2 separate regions of the Homo sapiens genome follow, and region 2 is linked to region 1. A link is a loop called in an ENCODE intact Hi-C map of the cell type or tissue named here. Cell type or tissue: mammary epithelial cell. All regions are shown on one strand. Links, peaks and the distances in the headings refer to the core of each region. The heading gives the core; the rest is flanking DNA.

Evidence for each region. Hi-C counts contacts between places; a loop is a spot of excess contacts. Peaks named below come from ENCODE experiments on the same cell type or tissue, not always from the same donor. Only the 100,000 strongest peaks of a DNase experiment are listed, where the experiment ranks them.
Region 2: a loop joins it to region 1, with 7 times the contacts of the local background. A loop is called at or near these places in 3 of 110 quality-filtered maps.

What each region holds. Positions count from the first base shown.
Region 1 is chr14:21,556,345-21,559,262 of GRCh38, forward strand. No RefSeq gene overlaps it. Among named protein-coding and RNA genes, the nearest start is that of OR10G3, 22 kb to the right of the region's middle. RefSeq lists enhancers at 1,208-1,751, 1,752-2,295 and a silencer at 2,314-2,500. In mammary epithelial cell, for the core only: a CTCF peak has its summit at 1,447 (motif pointing left); a DNase peak (open chromatin) is centred at 1,437; H3K4me3 peaks cover 293 bases; H3K27ac peaks cover 263 bases.
Region 2 is chr14:21,405,737-21,408,652 of GRCh38, forward strand. CHD8 (chromodomain helicase DNA binding protein 8) reads right to left here. Exons shown (of 38, transcript NM_001170629.2): 13 at 2,576-2,819; 14 at 1,120-1,296; 15 at 1-128. Among named protein-coding and RNA genes, the nearest start is that of SNORD8, 9.8 kb to the left of the region's middle. In mammary epithelial cell, for the core only: no CTCF peak of the experiment used is centred there; no DNase peak of the experiment used is centred there.

The DNA of each region.
Region 1 (2,918 bases), core at 236-2,735:
GAAAGTGAAGAGAAAGAGTGGGGCTGGTGGTTAAGGAATTAGAGGGAAGACTTGATTCCATCTCAAGGTAGAAAGCTGTTCATATGCAGATCAACTGCTATCTGTGAATGGATACCCGAATATTGTCACAAACAAACTGAAATGCAAATACTCTTAGAAACTGGGGTATTAGTAATGCAAGTATGAAAAACATCTGATTTAAGCAGAACAACAACAACAAAACACCCTCATCATTCTTTGAATGACTTAATCTGTGAATGAAAACATTCACATCCTCATGATTTTGATGACAGAATAGATGATTTTTCTTTGTGCTGAGTTTGTTATCTCAAGCTGGAACTAAGTAAGGCTAGTCAAGGCCATCTGATTCTTATTGCTCATTCATTCATTCATTCATTCATTCATTCAACCAATATTTTACTGAGAGCTTGCTGTATGCGGAATTATGCTTTGCCTGGGGAATGCAGTGGAGGTTTTTTCCTTGGAGTTCTCTTACTCCAAAGGGCTTTAACCTTGGACAGGTTCTGACACTTGTCTGCTGACGTTTTTGTTTTGTTTTGTTTTGTTTTGTTGAGACAGGGTCTTGCTCTGTTGCCCAGGCTGGCAAAAAGATAACGGCTCACTGTGGCCTTGAACTCCTGGGCTAAGGCGATCCTCCCACTGCAGCCTTCAGAGTAGCTGGGACTATAGGTGTGAGCCACCATGCCCAGCTAATTAAAACAATTTTTTTTTTTTTGTGGAGATGGGATCTCCCTCTATTGCCCAGGTTGGTCTCAAACTCCTAGGCTCAAGTGATCCTCCTGCCTCATCCTCCCAAAATGTCGGGATTACAGGTGTGAGCCATGGTGCCTAGCCTGTTGATTTTTTTTTGGATAAGAGATAGAGAGGACCTGGTAATATACAAGGCCCAGAGTGTGTCCTAAGATGATCTATGGGGAGAGAACAGAGTATCCCTGACTGAAGAGTTTTGGAAACTATTTTAATGTTCCCCAATTTTATTTGAACTAAAAAACATTGTCTGCCTTTCACATTCCTTCGTGCACTCCACCTCACCACTGCTCCCCCGGCACCTGTTGGCCTCTTTTGCTATCCAAATTTACCAAATAAATCTTCCCCGCCTTTCTACCCATCTGCTGTTCTTCACAGCTTGTCTCTGGGCTCAGCCCCAAGCCTGGAGGGGCAGTAAATGGATTCAGAGTTGCTGCTCAAACATGGATTCCCATGGAAACCAAACGACTAAGAAAACAAATAGGGAGGAAGAGGCAGCCACTGCCTGACCTCTTACCCTCCCCCTCCAAATTCTTTTCGCTTTTCAGCATGAAAGCAAGCGCTTATTTGTATAACTAGTAGAAGGACATAACCTGACCCCTCCCCCCACCCCCAAATTCTTTAAGAATCTCTCGTTCGACAATGAGTAAATGAAAGACAGTGGGACATCGCCACCTGGTGGTAGAAATGCCAAAATACTTAAGAAGAGAGAACTCAATTAACAAGTGAAAGCCTGCGATACAGGCCAGTAAGTATACAAAGAAGTAACATTCAGATACAAAAATAAGATACAAAGAAGTAACATTCAGAAGCCACTCCTAGGAAACTGTTTAATTGTGATGCAGTTAGTACTTGTTCCTTCTCACATATACAGATTTAAATATCATCTTTATGTTGGTGAATTTTTATTTTTATTTTTTAAAAATTTTATTTATTTATGTATTTATTTTTGCGACGGAGTCTCACCCTGTCGCCCAGGCTGGAACGCAGTGGCGCAATCTCGGCTCACTACAACCTCCGCTTCCTGGGTTCAAGCGATTCTCATGTCTCAGCCTCCCGCGTAGTTGGGGATTACAGGCACCTGCATTATGCCCGGCTAATTTTTGTAGAGACAGGGTTTCACCATGTTGGCCAGGCTGGTCTTGAATTACTGACCTCAGGTGCCTCAGCCTCCCAAAGTGCTGGGATTACAGGCGCGAGCCACCACGCCCGGCCGAATTTTTTTTTTTTTTTTTTTGCATCCAATTCAAATATGGGAACATGAGGTTTAGTCTTATCTCTCCCAACTCCATACCAGATTTTTTTTTTGTTTGTCTGTTTGAGACGGAATCTCACTCTGTCGCCCAGGCTGGAGTGCAGTGATGCAATCTCAGCTCACTGCAACCCCCACCTCCCGGGTTCAAGCGATTCTCTTGCCTAAGCCTCCCGAGTAACTGGGACTAATACACGCACACGCCACCATGCCCAGCTAACTTTTGGATTTTTAGTAGAGATGGGGTTTCACCATGTTGAGCAGGCTGGTCTCGAACTCCTGACCTCAGATGATCCACCCGCCTCGGCCTCCCAAAGTGCTGGGATTACAGGTGTGAGTCACTGTGCCCAGCCATATTAGATATTTTTTATCTGAACGTCATGCTGTTGCTACAGATTCAGTGGAGTTGGACAGTACTTTTCTCTTCCCGTCCTTTCCCTTCCATAGGGTAGCATTTGCTGGCTTACAAAGGAAAAGCAGAAGCTTTGCTCCACTATCTTGTCTTGTCTTGTCTTGTCTCTTTTCTTTTTCTTTTTTTTTTCGTCTTCTGTTCAGATAGTCTCACTCTGTCACCCAGGCTAGAGTGCAGCCGTGTTATCATGGATGGGTTACTGCAGCCTCTAATTACCTGGCTTGAGCAATCCTCCCACCTCAGCCTGCTGAGTAGCTGGGACTACAAGTGCACGCCACCATACCCGGCTAATTTTACTTTTTTTTTCTTTGAGACAGAGTCTCACTCTGTCACTGAGGCTGGAGTGCAGTGGCATGATCTCGGCTCATTGCAACCGCTGCCTCCTGGGTTCAAGAGATTCTCCTGTCTCAGCCTCCAGAGTAGCTGAGATTACAGGTGCGCACCATGGCACCTGGCTAATTTTTGTATTTTTAGTAGAGATGGGGT
Region 2 (2,916 bases), core at 417-2,916, 150 kb before region 1:
AGATCCCCAAAGTCCTTGAGAAACTCTGATTCTGAGGGAAATTGTGACGGTTCCAAGAAATGAAGCAAGCTAAACAGTTCTTCTACAGTATTTTGCAATGGTGTTCCTGTGAGTAGCACCTTGTGTTCCTAGAAATGGAGGAAACAAAAGAATAAAATTTAAAAACATGAAGGACTTCTGGGGTTTCCTATCAAGTATATAATCTTTAACATATATAACCTTTAATTTCTTTATCTATAAAATGATGAGAATGGACCAGTGATCTGGTCCATTAATTTTTCTTCCATTTGTCCCCTCTTTCGATAAACACAAAGCATTCAAGAAATCCCTCTGACATTAATGTATTGAAATAACATAAATATTATAAGCAAATTAAAAAACAGTAATTCTGATTATGTTTATTCCAATTACACATGTCTCTCCATATTCAACTCCCCACAGATATCCTAAAATCTGCTGTCCTCTATGGAATGTAACTGAGCTGGATTAAATATGGTCATTAATTTGCTGCTGTTCCTCCTAACAAGGTTCACCCCTAGGCTTGCCTTATTACTTGCAAGAACAAGAATGTAGCAAAAGTGACACTGTGTGAGTTTCAGAGCCTATCTCAAAGGTTACTGTTTCTACTTTTGCCCTCTTGGAATACTGCCCTGAGACTACCACACAAAGCAGCCCAATCTGGCCTATGGAGGATGAGAGGCCATGTGGAACCCAGGTGCTCCAGATAAAAACCAGCATCAACTGCCAGCTGCAGCAATACTGACTCCAGGCAAGATCATCATAAGAACCAACTAGCTGAACTCAGCCTAAGTGGTTGAGCTAGAAGATCATGAAAAATATAGTTGTTGTAGGACATTAAGTTTTGGAGTATTTTGTTATGCAGTAATAATAGGTAACCAATATAGTTTCCCACCTCCTCTTCTGGTTATCACTAAACTTCCCAATTCTAAAATGTATGACTTTTACACGACTTTCAGGTTACCATTCCCATAGGTCATCCCCACTGTTCAATACCACGATTCAGACTTTTCTTCTCTGCTAAACTAGGGTTATTTTAATACCGCAAGGAATTACGGTTTATTCCAGGTGTTTCTGCTCACAAGTCAGTGTGGAACTCACCAGGTCCATGTGCTTGAGACTATCAAGCAGCTTGCAATTACGGTTTTTCAGTCGATGGGCTTCATCAATGATAACACAACGCCATTCAATTTCACGAAGCTCAGGACAATCTGACAAAATCATCTCAAAAGTGGTGATCAGAGCGTCAAACTTGTATGCGCCTGGGATGAGGCGTCCCTAAGCATGAAGGCAGTAAAGTCAGAAAAAACCAAAAATGTACCTAAATGAGGAGCTTTTCTGAATTACTTGCCTATATTAAGGCATGTTTAATAGGCAATACAAACTGCACCACCACCCACCTCCACCGCTGTTTATCTTCCTGAAAAATAGTGCCATATCACTGAATGTAAGATACATTGCTTCCTCAACATATTCAGCTTCTTGGGAAAATGACAGACTCACTGAATGAGAGGCTAGACATTTTTTACTCTGCTGTATGCCTAGCTCATGTATCTCTGCCCCAGATCTTTTGTTGATTAACAATGAAATCCACAACTGCTGGACAATGCTGAACCATACAAGATAATAAAAATGAAAATAGCTAATACAGAACATAATATTGGCTGATGTCTAAAAATTGACAAAAGAATGAAATCATTTTAACAAAATTAAAAGCTGCAAAATATGATGAAAAGATGTGATTTGGTAGAAATAAAAAAAAGAAAACTAATAGAGAAACAATAAAATTCATGTTAATACACGATGGATAATTCCAATTTTGTTTTCAAATTTACATGGAAAAAGGAACTGATCCTTTTTTTTTCTTTTTTTGAGACACAGTCTCACTCTGTCACCCAGGATGGAGTGCAGTGTGACGATCTCGGCTCACTGCAGCCTTCGCCTCCTGGTTTCAAGCGATTCTCCTGCCTCAGCCTCCTGAATAGCTGGGATTACAGGTGCCCACCACCACACCTGGCTAATTTTTATATCTTTAGTAGAGATGGGGTTTCACCATGTTGGCCAGGCTGGTCTAGAACTCCCGGCCTCAGGTAATAAGCCCACCTCGGCCTCCCAAAGTGCTAGGATTACAGGCATGAGCCACCACGCCCGACCATTTAGAAAAAGAAACTGATCTTGATGAAAATTTCCGTAGACTAAAAAGAGGAAAAGAAATAAGCTCACCACCGCATGGATTAAGTGGCTAAAGGAATTTAATTTTTGTAAAATACTGTGATTAAAATTCATTGATGCTGACAAAATTCTACTTAAAATGTGTATGTTCATAAATAAAATCAGAACTTCTACCAGATCAAATGTCTACTAGGTAAAAAAAATAGCAAAGTCAAAAAAATGCCCTGCACACTGCTATACAAAAATGCCTTAAACCATAGGCATTTTTGCATAGGCATATTGAAGACTTTCAATAAAAGTCTTCTATTCATATATAGCCCTTAAAATACCAGGTACCTTGGCCGACTTTCTCTAACTCATAGTATTCCCAAGACATGCAACTCACCCGTGAATCTTTGCAGTACATTTCATACTGTTGAATCATCTGCCTGCTGGCCAGACTGCCATGGTACACAATAGTGTTCATTTCTGTCCATGTATTAAATTCTCGCTCCCAGTTAGTAATTGTGGACAGTGGGGCAATGACCAAGAAGGGACCATGGATGCCCACATTATATACTTCCTGCAAGAAGGCAATGGACTGAATAGTTTTGCCCAATCCCATCTCATCAGCCAGGATGCAGTTCTGCCTGCAGATTCACCATGGGAAAAAAAAAATGTTAAAAGATACTATCTTTAAAAAAAATAGAGTATGTAGGAAGAAATTGTTTCAATAGAAAACAAATA